4 separate regions of the Homo sapiens genome follow, and all the other regions are linked to region 3. Evidence: chromatin contacts called from ENCODE Hi-C or POLR2A ChIA-PET data. All regions are on one chromosome and are shown on one strand. The core of a region is the stretch at or near the end of the contact, and the rest is flanking DNA. Distances in the headings are between cores, read along the strand shown. Region 1 holds the start of DDX3X (DEAD-box helicase 3 X-linked). Region 2 holds the start of TSPYL2 (TSPY like 2). Region 3 holds the start of CDK16 (cyclin dependent kinase 16). Region 4 holds the start of USP9X (ubiquitin specific peptidase 9 X-linked).

Region 1 (3,184 bases), core at 448-2,947, 5.9 Mb before region 3:
CTTTTATAGATGAGCAAATTGAGACCCAAAGCCGTTAAACAACTTGCCCCCGACAGTGTGATATTCTCTCCCTATCTCGTTCGAATTTCCGTCTCGATTTTAAAAATTGAGAAGGGAGAGAAGTTATGTGTATAGTAAATTATGTGATGAGCACGAACTATTTGAATTCTGGCAGCAGAAGACCTTTTGTGGGGGTGGTGGAAACCACTGCGTTTTATTTAATTTCGTAGGGCTGAGGGTCAGAAGAGAGGGGAAAGCGGTCATAAGAAACTACGGATGTGCGGGCGCCGGCTCAAAGCCGGGAATCCACTAGTAAACACCTTCTTCTATTTAAGGGCCTGCGGCACCGAAGCCGGGACTTGGGGTGGCCTGCCTAGGAGGGAACCACAGGAAGAGGTTCCACCGACGGTAGAAACCCGGTTCCTCCTGTTCCTCATCCACCGCAGCGGCCTGAGAGTCACCCCGAGCCCAGGCCGGTAACCCCGCTGCAGCCCCTCCGGCAGGCCCAGGTTGCACCGGCTACAAACATTCCCGACACCCTTGGGCCCTAGAAGAGCCGTTCGCCACCCGCGGGGTCCCCGCAACGCCGGTGGTCACCGGCCCTAAGCCGCTGGGCGCCCCGCGGGAGGAAACTAGGGGCAAATGTAGCCCGCATTCCTGCGGAGAGCCGGGGTCCCGGGAGGGCGCGCCAGCGGCGGTTCCGGATCAGCGCGTGTCTGTCTCATTGTTCCCTCACCGCGGGGGGCGGGGGCGGAGGCGCGCGCGCACACGTCGGGGGGTTGGCCAGGAGGGGCCATTGTGTGTTTCTAGGCGGCGCCCCCGCTGCCTAGGCAACCGCGCAGGAAGGTGTCCGGCCACCTGCGCGCGCCGCCGGCTCCCCTCCATTTCCCCCCGACTCCCGCCCCGGTCACCATCCTACCCTCCTCCCTCCTCCTTTCCCCTTACTCCGCTCCCCTCTTTTCCCTCCCTCTCCTCCCCTTCCCTCTGTTCTCTCCTCCTCTTCCCCTCCCCTCCCCCGTCCGGAGCACTCTATATTCAAGCCACCGTTTCCTGCTTCACAAAATGGCCACCGCACGCGACACCTACGGTCACGTGGCCTGCCGCCCTCTCAGTTTCGGGAATCTGCCTAGCTCCCACTAAGGGGAGGCTACCCGCGGAAGAGCGAGGGCAGATTAGACCGGAGAAATCCCACCACATCTCCAAGCCCGGGAACTGAGAGAGGAAGAAGAGTGAAGGCCAGTGTTAGGAAAAAAAAAACAAAAACAAAAAAAACGAAAAACGAAAGCTGAGTGCATAGAGTTGGAAAGGGGAGCGAATGCGTAAGGTTGGAAAGGGGGGCGAAGAGGCCTAGGTTAACATTTTCAGGCGTCTTAGCCGGTGGAAAGCGGGAGACGCAAGTTCTCGCGAGATCTCGAGAACTCCGAGGCTGAGACTAGGGTTTTAGCGGAGAGCACGGGAAGTGTAGCTCGAGAGAACTGGGACAGCATTTCGCACCCTAAGCTCCAAGGCAGGACTGCTAGGGGCGACAGGACTAAGTAGGAAATCCCTTGAGCTTAGACCTGAGGGAGCGCGCAGTAGCCGGGCAGAAGTCGCCGCGACAGGGAATTGCGGTGTGAGAGGGAGGGCACACGTTGTACGTGCTGACGTAGCCGGCTTTCCAGCGGGTATATTAGATCCGTGGCCGCGCGGTGCGCTCCAGAGCCGCAGTTCTCCCGTGAGAGGGCCTTCGCGGTGGAACAAACACTCGCTTAGCAGCGGAAGACTCCGAGTTCTCGGTACTCTTCAGGGATGAGTCATGTGGCAGTGGAAAATGCGCTCGGGCTGGACCAGCAGGTGAGCCGCAAGAACCCCACCGGGCTGGCTGCTGCGTGAATTCCTCCCCTGACCTAACCTGGCTAATGGCGCAGCGCTAACCGGCACCCTTACTTTTCATTTTCTGGGTGCCCCGGGCTGGCGGGTGTGAGTGCCCCGGGGCTATAGAGGGATAGGAATGTTGGTTGGGGCTGTCGCCCGGGCCCGGTCTCGGCCCGCTGTATTGTCCCCGGGACGAGCACAATGGCGGCTTTTGTGTGTGCGTGCGCAGGCGGGCGGAGGGGGAGGAAGTGCGCGCGCTCTCGCGGGGACGCGCATGCGCGAATCCCGACTGATTAGTGACCTGGGGGGGTTTGCGGGAGTGCGCAGCGCGGCGGGACGCGACTGGAGGCCCTTTTGGCTTGGAGGGCTTCGGCCTTCACGGCTGGCGCAGCCTGGATTCCCGTCCGGAGGACCTGGCGGCACCCGGTGTTTGCGTGCCTGCGAGCAAGGGGTAGAACGCGGCCCAGGAATGTGGGAGGGGGCGGCCTTCGCTCGGGGTAATGGCGGCGGCCTCTTTTGTGTGGTGCTGGGCGGCGCTGTGGCTCACCTCCGGGAGACGGCGGGTCTCGGGCGGGCGAAGGCCTGGAAAGGAGGATGGAATGGGTTTCTTGTTTTTTCCCGGGTTCCTTCCGCTGGCTTTTTCGCTTCAGCCCAGGTTCCGCAGGGTCCGGGGGCCCTGCGCCGCAGCCGGGGAGGCTGCGTTTCCGGAGTGGAAAGTTTTGTGACGCAGAAGATTGGGGAGGAGTGGGGGAGGGGTGGGGGCGGGGAGGGGAGGCAGGAATTGGCCGCTGCGCGCTGGGCCCTGGAGATAGAGGTTGGACGTGGCGGGGAGGTTAGGGAGCCAGCGAGGCCCTTTCTCCTCCTTGCTTGCCCCAGATTGTCCCTGTGTGGTATGTTAGCCGGGAGTCCCGCGTTGTTTTTCTGGGGTGGAGGGGTCATCGCGGGTTGTGGTAGTGTCTTCGTGTTAGTGACTGTGATCCAGGAATCCGCCATTGGAAAAACACCCGGCTTAGGGGGGAAGTAAACAGTTTTGTTGTTGACTTGTTGCTATCTGTGGAGTAGAATCTTGCAATGGGTCCCAGGCCCCCGGGTTTTTTCTCTTAGCCAGAATCCCCTCTTCTAAGGGTTTAGGGGCAGAGGAGAGAAAGATGTGTGATTTGAGAGGAGAAGGTTATGGACTTTGGTGGCAGGAAGTCTGCATCCCACCGCAACAGTGGCACCAGGCTTCAGATAAGCTCTTGTGTGGGTTATGCGGAGCTTTTAAATAAACTACTGTCTACTGTGATTAGGGGAGCGTTGATTTCACAAACTCCGGAATAATCCTGAGACG
Region 2 (3,326 bases), core at 316-2,815, 5.9 Mb after region 3:
TACACCTCTCTTGAGGGATGCCTAATTTAGGGGAGAGAAAACTGAAGCTCAGAGAGGGGCAGTGATTTGGTTAAGGTTACAAAATGAGGGGCACACCCATGATGTGAATCCCAGCACCAAAGCCAGCCCTCCACCACCATGCCTCACAAAAGACCATCCATCTCTGGTTTAAAAAGAAAAATCTTAAAATACAGCATACACTGGGGAAAGGGAGAGGAAAGGATGGAAAGGGGGAGAAATGAAGAGACAGAAAGTGCTAGAAAATTCTAGCAGATGAGCTGAATCACAATCATTTTTATGACGCAGAGGAAGTTACTTTTTTGTGTGTGTGATTATTATTTGTAGAGCCATTTTGCGGAGATGGAAAACGCCACGTCAAAACCTGGCCCCCAAACCAAACACCCTGGGTGCCTAAATTGCAGGCGCAGGCGGTAGGGCAGCCCGAGCCCCCGAGGAGCTACAGCAGAGTTCACCCAGGGGGCAAACGTGGGGGGTGGGGGAAGGGGCAGAAGTGGAAGGTAGGAAAAGAGGCAGAAGCGGGGGGGCGGGGGGCAGGGGTTGTGTGAGGGAAGGGGCAGAAGTTGGGGGATAGGGGAAGGGCAGAAGCGGAGGGCGGGAGGGTGAGGGAAGGGGCAGAAGTGGGGTTGGGGGGTGAAGGAAGGGGCAGAAGTTGGGGGATAGGGGAAGGGGCAGAAGTGGGGGTGAGGGAAGAGACAGTTGGGGGATGGGGGTCAGAAGCAGGGAATGCGGGAAGGGGCAGAAGGGGGGGTGAGGGAAGGGGCAGAAGCGGGGGAGGAAGGGGCAGAAGCGGGGGGTGAAGGGGCAGAAGCGGGGGTGGGGTGGGGGAAGGGGCCGAAGCGGGGGATGGGGGAAGGGGCAGAAACGGGGGGTGGGGGAAGGGACAGAAACGGGGAGTGGAGGAAGGGGCAGAAGCGGGGATGGAAAAAGGGGCAGCAGTGGGGGATGGGAGAAGGGGCAGAAGCGGGGGTGGGAGAAGGGGCAGGAGCTGGGATGGGGGAAGGGGCAGGACCCGGGATGGGGGAAGGGGCAGAAGCGGGGGTGGGGGAAGGAGCTGAAGGAAATGGGGGAAGGGGCAGATTTTAAAAGTGCGTAGTTGCTGAGGGGAGGGGGGCGGGGGGAACGATAACGAGGCTCTTCCAATTTCATGTGAGCACATCCTGCTCAGCGCCTGCGTTTGTTTTTCGTCTCGTTTTTTGGTCTTCAGAACCACTGGTACTTTTCCCATTGGATAAAACGCTGAGAGGGTGAGGGAGAGGGGCTTCTTCCCCAGCTTTCCTCGCAGCCAATCGCCCTGCAGTTTCCCTCCCGTCGCTGAGGGAGTCAGCCCGTTGATTGGCGGGCCCGAGGGGAGCCAATCGGAAACTGATGATGTGTGGTGTTGGCAAGCGGATTGCGTGAGAGCGGGCAGGGGTCGCGGGAGCGCGATCGCCGCCGCGGCGGCCGGCAGCCAATGGCCAGGCCGAGCGGACCCCTGCGTCAGGAGTGGGCGGGGCTTCGGCGATTGGCGCGGAGGGAGTAGAGCGGGCGCTGTGGGAGGGAACGCCAGAGCGAGGTGGTGAGGAGAGCTGGTTGCGTGAGTCTCCTCAGCTCTGCTTACCGGTGCGACTAGCGGCAGCGACGCGGCTAAAAGCGAAGGGGCGAGTGCGAGTCCCCTGAGCTGTACGAACGCGGTCGCCATGGACCGCCCAGATGAGGGGCCTCCGGCCAAGACCCGCCGCCTGAGCAGCTCCGAGTCTCCACAGCGCGACCCGCCCCCGCCGCCGCCGCCGCCGCCGCTCCTCCGACTGCCGCTGCCTCCACCCCAGCAGCGCCCGAGGCTCCAGGAGGAAACGGAGGCGGCACAGGTGCTGGCCGATATGAGGGGGGTGGGACTGGGCCCCGCGCTGCCCCCGCCGCCTCCCTATGTCATTCTCGAGGAGGGGGGGATCCGCGCATACTTCACGCTCGGTGCTGAGTGTCCCGGCTGGGATTCTACCATCGAGTCGGGGTATGGGGAGGCGCCCCCGCCCACGGAGAGCCTGGAAGCACTCCCCACTCCTGAGGCCTCGGGGGGGAGCCTGGAAATCGATTTTCAGGTTGTACAGTCGAGCAGTTTTGGTGGAGAGGGGGCCCTAGAAACCTGTAGCGCAGTGGGGTGGGCGCCCCAGAGGTTAGTTGACCCGAAGAGCAAGGAAGAGGCGATCATCATAGTGGAGGATGAGGATGAGGATGAGCGGGAGAGTATGAGGAGCAGCAGGAGGCGGCGGCGGCGGCGGAGGAGGAAGCAGAGGAAGGTGAAGAGGGAAAGCAGAGAGAGAAATGCCGAGAGGATGGAGAGCATCCTGCAGGCACTGGAGGATATTCAGCTGGATCTGGAGGCAGTGAACATCAAGGCAGGCAAAGCCTTCCTGCGTCTCAAGCGCAAGTTCATCCAGATGCGAAGACCCTTCCTGGAGCGCAGAGACCTCATCATCCAGCATATCCCAGGCTTCTGGGTCAAAGCAGTATCCTTCTAATCGATACTCCGTAGGTCAGAAGCCCGTGACAGGAAAGGGGAAGGTGGGGGAGGGACAGAAAAGGTAAAGCGGGTGGAGGAGAGCCAGAGGTGGGCATGATCCCCCTATCGGAAGACGGACTAGACTGGGTGGAAGAGGGATGGAAGGAGGAGGGCAAAACAGCAGAGAAGCTGGACTGGAGATGATGAAGGGTGGTGGAGGGGGGGCGGACATAAAAACTGGACCACAGATGGGAAAGGGGGAAGAGGAGGAACATAGCATTAAAAAAAGGATCACAGATGATAAAAAGGGGGAGGGTAGTAAAGGGGCACACAGCAAAAAAATTGGACCAGAGATGGTGAAAGGAGGAGGGGAGGGGCACGTAGAAGATGAACTGACTCAGAGACCTTGAAGAGGGAGGGGAATGGCACACAGCAGAGAAACTGCCCAGAAAGGGTGCTTGAGCCATACAAGGCTCTGTAAACCTAGATTTTTGCTTAAGATACTAGGAGACCCCAATCCTGGCTGGAGTGCCTTGCATTGGAGGGAGGGGGGCTGGAGCCCCTGAAAGATCAAGAGAGGGAGTGTCTAGGTATAGAGAAAAAGGAGTTAAATGAAGGAAAGGGGAGAGTAGACACATACACATACATGTAACATGTTAGGAACATGAGTCGAACATCCTAATAGAATTATGTGGATACAGACCCTTAGCCCTCATATGAAACAGCACATGGTAAGAGGCCCTTAGCACCCAGGCATACAATATCATTTAGACATAGGACCTCAGCTCCTAGACACAGTATTATGTGACCACAGGTCCTCAGCATGTAG
Region 3 (3,103 bases), core at 573-3,072:
CAAACATTTGTTGTGTGCTGTGTGCCAGTCACTTTCTAGGCACGTGAGACAGCAGTGGATAAAACAAAGATCCCTGTCCTCTTGGGGTTTTACGTTCTGCTAGGTTGACACCCAGAATAGATTATAAACACAGTAAGCAAATTGTACCTTAGAAGTTGATCAGTGCTCTTCAAAAGGCGAGGAATAGAGCCCGATCTGGGGATCTGGAATGATGGCAGTGCAGGTAGGAATTTTTAAATCGGAAAGGCTTCATGGAGATGACTTTGAAGCAAGCACCTGGAAGAAGTGAGAGAATGAGGCACGTGGATGTGGGCCAGCAGCATTCCAGGCAAAGGGAACCACAGCAAATGCAAAACCCCTGAGGCTGGATTGTGCCCGTTTCACTCAAACAGCTAGAAAGAGCGCTAGTATGGTGGCAGTGAGTCAGGGGAAGAAGAGGAAGAGATGAGGTCAGAGAAGTGATGAGCCTGTTCTATGCCAAGGCGAGGACTTTTATCTTTGTCAAATATTTCCACTCCCATCATGGCCCGGGAAATCTCACTAATGTAAACCTTACTGAAAATCCTAACTGCTGTGATCAAGGCTGCCATAAAGGGAAGCCCGGAAGAGGCGGGGAGGCTGCCTTGGAACAGGGTAGTGTAAGGATGTGCCAGAAGGCCTGCTGGAGGTTGCAGCCCTTTGAGCTGGACTTGGGGATAGTGTGGTTTTCCAGGCAGAAGGAAGTGAAGGATTAGGTCGGCCTGGTAGTACTTGGCACACAACATGCGCCCAATAAATAAAATGGAAATAAAACCGCGGAGTGTTCTACTTGTGTTGACTGACATCAAAACAAAACAAAAAACCCTCAGAGTGAGGGGAGGCACGGGAGGGGCTGTGCCGGGCAAGAGAGGTGGCAGGAAAATCCAACGCACGGCGCCTATGCAAATACTCGTGTGAGGCAGAAAAGAGGCTCCGCCCCGCTCGAAGTTCCAAGCATGCGCAGTAGCGGCTCCTGCGCCTCTAAGGATCCGCCTCTTTCCTTCTTTCTCAGCCTGGGTTCCACCCCGGGAGGCCCGCTGTATGAGATGGAGGGCGGGCTAAAGGCGGGACGAGACTCGATTGAGCGCAATTATGACCAATCACCTTGCGGAATATTCGGCCTATAGCGAAGGAGGAGCTCAGAACAAAAAGGAGACCCCACCCCCGCCGACGGTGAAAACCTATGAAACCTGGGCGGAGGCGTGCGGAGTCGGGTAGAGAGCGAAATCACGCCTCTTCAGTCAGCCACGCCCTTTATTCTTGCTCGGCCTCGCCACAGAGAGCAAATCAGATTGGCTGGGCGACAACCTCAAAGGGCGGGGCTGCACACGTTCACTACGGGAATGAGGTAGCGGTGGAGGGGGCAGTTGGGCGGGGATAGGCCGTCCTAGCTAAGGTGGTAAAGGCCAATAACTCTTCAGGCTGCCTCTCCTCGAAAAGTCATCTTCTCGCGAACCTTTAAAATGCCTTCCTCCCCAAGCACCTCAAGGGACTAGAACTGAGTGCTTCATTTGTCTTTTTTCCTCCTTGCAAAAGTCCCGTTTGCCACCATGGGGATGTACCAAGTGAGACCGAGTAGGGGGAACGAGTGGTGATTGACGCGCCAGGTTACTGGCCACTGCTCACCTAGGCGCTAGCAAACTTCTGCCAAGATCGGAACTGAGTACTAAACAGCCTCCACAGTTCTCCCTGGTGCCGTCTCCGGCTTGGCGCCGCATCCTCCTCTGGGCTCGCGATGGCCGCGTCCCCTCCCGCTGCGGACGGGTCCTTTGGTACATGCAGTCCGAGGTGAGTCCCCTCCTTTCCACTTCACCCTTCCGAGCGCCTGCGTGCGCATGCGCGGAGCGCGGCGCGCGCGGCGGTTGGGCCGTTGGCTGTTCGGCCCTGGGATCCGCCGCCACTCCGCGATCAGACCGCTCTGTGCCGCGAGCCGCCGTGAGCACTCGGATTCAAGCCGGCGCCAACGAGTCCGGGGGCATCGCCCGCAGCGGCCAAGCTCATGGCCGGCTGAGCGGGACGCCGCCTCCGCCTCAGCCACCGCCGCCGCCGCCGCCTCCTCCTCCTCAGCCGGCGGCGGCCCGGGCCCAGCAACCATGGCTGAAGACTACTGGGACGGGCGCCTGCGGCGAACAGGAGGAGAAGGAGGTCGCGCGGCCTCATCCCGGGCCGCCGCCCCAGGCGCCGCCGCGCCGGCCCCGCGGCTCTGAGGTTGCTCGCGCGCCCCCGCCGGTGAGCGCGTCCCCGAGGCGTGGAGGCTGCCCCTCCTCCTTCAGAACCCACCTCGGGCGGTGCCCAGGGGTCTGGGCTGCGGGGCTGGCAGGTGCCCCCACCCCCGGCGAATTTCCCAGAATGCACCGGGGCGGGGGGTCATTTGGGGCCTCCCTGACCTTGGCCCCGCCCTGGGCCTGTCCTGGGAGCTGGGGTTGGGTAGTGCTGTGGGTGCTAATGGGGACCTGGGGGAGTCAAAGGACCAAAGGGTGTGGAAATGGGTGACAATGGGGTGAAAGACTTGGGGGGGTTGCTGATGGGGGTCGGAGCATGTGGCAGTAAGCCTCACGCCAATAAGTCGTGTAAGGTTCAAGGCCCCGTGTGTGCTTGTGGAAGGAGGGCGGGGTGCGGAGCGGGTGAGGGACCCGAGGGTGTATAACGGGGGGTAGGGTGTCGAGGAAGTTCTAAGACATGCTCATAGGGATTATGTCCGCAGAGAGGCCCGGTGTGTGTTCATGGGGGACAGGGTGGCACAGGTACCAGAACGTGTGTTGGTGGGGTCAGGGCTCTGAGGCCTGGTGCGTGGCGATGAGGCCCTGGATGGTGTTAATACTGCGTGTCTGTCCGTGGGGCCTGCAGTGTGTGAGAATGCAGTGTGTGCTTGTGGAGGGCAGGTAGCTGAAGGACTCGAGTGTGGTGTGTGCGCCAGTGGGGGTCATGGCTGTAGAGGGTGTATGCCTGTGGCCTCGAAGGTCTAGGTAGTTTGGGACCCAGTATATGCTAATGAGGGCAGAGTGGAGGAAGGACCTGAGGGTATCTAACGGAGGAAGGACTGTGGAATACCTGAGCCTGGCCTAAAGGAGATGAGAATTGCGTG
Region 4 (3,621 bases), core at 1,089-3,588, 6.1 Mb before region 3:
CTGTAGATCAATTTGAGGAGTATTGCTATCTTAATACTTTTATTTCAGTCTTGAATGTTTTTCAATGATGTTCTGTAGTTTTCAATGTACAAATCTTGCATTTCTTTTGTTAAATCGATTTTTAACTTTATTGATTTTGATGCTATTGTAAATGGAATTTTAACTTAATTTTCAGATTGTTTATTGCTAGTGTGTAAAACTATAACTGATGTTTAAATATTGATCTTATATCCTGCAGTTTTGCTGAACTTGCTTATTGGCTTTATTTTTTTTATAATGGATTTCCCAAGATTTTCTATATATAAAATCATGTCATGTGAAAGTAGCGATAGTTTAATTGTTCCTTTCTTATCTGGATGCCTTTCATTTCTTTTTCAGGCTAGAACTGCAAGTACAATATTGAACAGAATTGGTGAGAGGGGACATCCTTGTTAAAGGTGCACTTTTGATAGGGTTAAAAGACCAGTGTTCAACACTTTCCAATCCTGACTTCGGGCAAATCATTTACCCTTTCTGTTTCCTTATCTAAAATAGAAAATAACAGCCTATAGTGTACGCGGGTGGTCGTGTCTGCTTTTTAGAAGCCCATGAGCTAGTGGGGAAGCAAATGATTCATGGAAATAATTATAAAAACAAGGTAACATATGCTAAGAGTTATTAGGGCTATGAATGATACATCTTGGATACCCTATTAGATAATTTGTGGTGAAAAATTTGTAAACAATCTTGTGCTAAATAGAGAAATGGTTTAAAAATTTAAGATACCAATAACTTGCTTTCACTGTCACCTACATTAGTTTGGTTCCATTTTTAACAGTCTTTTATTACAAACTGATATAATCATAGCATAACTAAATTCAACCCTCTTCTCTATAAAATAGATCTCGGTTTGTAGGGTTTTACTATGATTTTGCATGCCATTTGATGTCCACAGGTATTTTTTAAGTCAAAAGGAAATCTGTAAATTAGGAACTGTTAATTTCCTCTTCATTTGGGCATCCTAGGTAGACTGTACAGATTTGTTCCAAGCACCCCATTAATTTGAGATTAGCCTAAGTTTTTCCTATGCCCGCACTTTGGAATATAAACATGTAGAAAATAGTCCATGACACAGCGGATGGGTTCATAAGTTTCTTCCGGGTCCTAACACCGAATTGTGCTGATGATCTGGCAATGGAGGCTAATCTTGCCACATCAAGTACGGCCTATTCGCTAAGCCGTCTGGGGCACTTTATAATTTTTTTCTTTGCTGGTCTGTTTGAAGGGCTCCTATGGCCAAAAAGGTGGTCAGTCCCGTCAGCTAGGCTGTGAGGACGCCTAAACGCTTTGAGGACGCCTAAACGCTTTGAGGTAGTGATGATGCATGATCGTGTGAAAGAGTTTCTCAGAGCACCTCCCTCGCGGGGTGGGGAAAAGGACCTCACTCCCCACGCCCCCTCCTTCCGCTGCGGGAGATAGCCACACCTTCCCCCTATCGGCGCCAAGCAGGTGGCCAGGCCCTCGGGACCTCGCGCCCCCGCAGCCAGTGGCCCGGCCAGCTCGTGCGTCACGTGACGCGGGTCAGCTGCACCGCCGGGACCTCCAGGCACCGCGGCGGCGACCGCCCAGCGCGTGGTCTCGAGATCTCATCTTTCCGCGCCCCTCCCCCCACGGTCCCGGAAAAGGGGGAGGCCGGTGACGTCATCATCCGGGTTCTTGTCGGCGGGGCTACGGTTCACAATGGAACAAAAACAAGCGGCCCGAGTCAAACTATGAGCGACGCGGCTGCGGCTCACGCGATTAACCCTGTCGTGGCCACACACCCCGCCAGTCCCTGCCGCCCAGCCCCTCCCGAGTGGTGTGCCAGATCTTTTCGGGCCTCCCTTCCCCAACTTCGGTCCTAGAGCCACCTCTGCCCTCGTCCCGCTCCTGAGCCGAGGGGCATGGAACAGGATTTCTGGCCGTAGCACGACCCTGAAGGGGCCAGCCGGAAGAAACAGTACTGCGCGAACAATCTTTACCGCATTGTCTTCCCCTCCCCCACCCTAGCTCTCCGGGTTCCCGGCGGCTCGCGCCGAAGCCCGGCCCCCTCAGCGGCTCGCGCTGCTCTCCCAGCCTTGACGGCCCGGGGTGGAGGGAGAGAAGAGGGGGCAGCTGAGCGGGAGGGGGCTGGGCAGGAGCAGGGGGAGGGCCGAAAGGAGGGGCCTGAAAGGGGCGGGCCCTGACGGGGGCGGAGAACTTCGGGTCTTGGGCGGCTCTGGGGCTAGTGGGAGTCTGCGCCGCCGCCGCCGCCGCCACCGCTGCTGCCGCCGTCGCCGCTACCGCCGCCGCCACTGGCCGAGCGGTTTTTTTTTTTTTGGTTTGCCGGATCCGCCATATTGACGAGGACGGGCATCCGCGGCTGCGGACGCTAGTCTCCGCCGCCGCCGGAGCCGCAACCTCTCCGCACCCGGCCCCGTCAGGGCCTCTGTCGCGCCTAGCCCCTCCCCGCCTTACACAGCTCCCGGGCCTCGCGGGAGCCCGCCGCCGCCGCCTCTCTCTCACGGGAGGCGGCCGCCTTAGCGCCCGGTGCTTGGGTCGGCGCCGGGAGCGAGGAGCGAGCTACTTCAAAGCCACCAGGCCTGGAGCGGGGACAGAGGCGGCGACTAGGGGAAGGTGAAGCCGTCGCTGCAGGAGGAGGAGCAGGAGGAGGTGACGCAGGAGAAACGCACCGCCCGGAGCCCGTCTGAGCTCAGCGAGAGCCCCAGCCTGAGGGGAGAAGGGGAAGAGGGCCGTCGCCGGCCAAGGAGGAGGAGGAGGCGGGCGCGGCGAGGAGCGAGTTCCGGCGCCGGTGTGCAGCCTTTTGGTTGAGACGCCCGCAGCCCCGAGCCCGGCCGCCGCAGCCTTTCGATACACTTTGTTGCCGGTCACCCCCGGGCCTGGGATGCACCCAGGGTAGGTCTCGTCCCGGGACCGAGCCCCACCGTCGCCTGGTGCCTCCCGCCTCCGTGTGCCCTGGTTGTGAGAAGACGTCTGTGTCGTGCGGTGAGTGGCCAGCTGCACTGGGGCGACGCTCTTTCCCGGGGCCAACAGCTGGATGTGGGTGAGGGGAGGAGGGCGAGGGGGGTGTGCGTGTGTGCGAGCCTCTTCCCTCGGCGGCTGCCGGCCAGGCTGGGGCTTCCCCGTTCCCCCTCCTCCGGCCCGGGCTGGGCGGGCGCGCGGGCCCGTGTTGTGTGTGGAGCCGGTGTCCCGAGAGCGTGTCTGTGTGTTTTGGACTGTAAGGGAAAATGGCTGACGGCTCCGTCCCTCCCCCTCCTCCCCCTTCCCGTCCTGTCTGGGGCCGAGTAGGAGGATGGAGTCTCCGGGCGTGGCGGGCAGCCCCCCCGCCGTCCGCACCCGGGGGCCGGGTCGGTTTGGGGGCTGGCCGCCCCCCGCCCGGCGGCCGCTTTCCTACCCGGTCTGGTTCCACTTGACACCAAACGCCATTACTGAGGTGGAGTGATTTGGAGCTGGGGAGCTAGGCCTCGGCTACGCCTGGCTATCAGGCCTGACGACTTGTCCGCCTCCCCCCACCCTCCCGCGATAACCCGCAGTTTCTCCCCGGCCCTGGGCTCCTGGAGTGGGAGCTGGGTTATCGGCCTCCTACACCTCCTTCGCCCCGCT

What was found. A loop is a pair of places that touch in the nucleus more often than their neighbours do. ChIA-PET counts read pairs that join two places held with the same protein, here RNA polymerase II (POLR2A). Pooled maps may share reads with other maps.
Region 1: a map of mammary epithelial cell shows a loop between it and region 3 (17-fold over the local background). The contact joins the promoter of DDX3X here to the promoter of CDK16 in region 3. A Hi-C loop is called at or near these places in 3 of 168 maps with a recorded cell type or tissue (ascending aorta, gastrocnemius medialis and mammary epithelial cell), 2 of 37 single-sample maps with no recorded cell type and 12 of 50 pooled maps.
Region 2: a pooled map shows a loop between it and region 3 (16-fold over the local background). The contact joins the promoter of TSPYL2 here to the promoter of CDK16 in region 3. A Hi-C loop is called at or near these places in 1 of 37 single-sample maps with no recorded cell type and 9 of 50 pooled maps. POLR2A ChIA-PET finds 5 or more read pairs at or near these places in 1 of 52 experiments (CD4-positive, alpha-beta memory T cell).
Region 4: a loop to region 3 is called in a map of gastrocnemius medialis, with 13 times the contacts of the local background. The contact joins the promoter of USP9X here to the promoter of CDK16 in region 3. A Hi-C loop is called at or near these places in 2 of 168 maps with a recorded cell type or tissue (gastrocnemius medialis and naive thymus-derived CD4-positive, alpha-beta T cell), 2 of 37 single-sample maps with no recorded cell type and 9 of 50 pooled maps.

Annotation. Positions count from the first base shown.
Region 1 is chrX:41,332,465-41,335,648 of GRCh38, forward strand. DDX3X (DEAD-box helicase 3 X-linked) reads left to right here and starts at 1,698. Exons shown (of 17, transcript NM_001356.5): 1 at 1,698-1,833. The coding sequence starts at 1,789. RefSeq lists a silencer at 519-1,008 and an enhancer at 1,099-1,328.
Region 2 is chrX:53,080,802-53,084,127 of GRCh38, forward strand. TSPYL2 (TSPY like 2) reads left to right here and starts at 1,566. Exons shown (of 7, transcript NM_022117.4): 1 at 1,566-2,504. The coding sequence starts at 1,698. RefSeq lists silencers at 1,431-1,540, 1,811-1,860, 1,891-1,940.
Region 3 is chrX:47,216,859-47,219,961 of GRCh38, forward strand. It overlaps CDK16 (cyclin dependent kinase 16), which reads left to right and starts at 1,823. Exons shown (of 16, transcript NM_006201.5): 1 at 1,823-2,247. LOC105373194 (a long non-coding RNA gene) reads right to left here and starts at 1,792. Exons shown (of 3, transcript XR_949047.4): 1 at 1,645-1,792; 2 at 148-276. RefSeq lists silencers at 1,157-1,266, 1,967-2,126, 2,147-2,256, 2,267-2,336 and enhancers at 1,457-1,576, 1,697-1,766, 1,910-2,549.
Region 4 is chrX:41,083,107-41,086,727 of GRCh38, forward strand. USP9X (ubiquitin specific peptidase 9 X-linked) reads left to right here and starts at 2,339. Exons shown (of 45, transcript NM_001039591.3): 1 at 2,339-3,003. RefSeq lists enhancers at 1,290-1,584, 1,334-1,873, 2,412-2,949 and silencers at 1,494-1,563, 1,994-2,373, 3,074-3,533.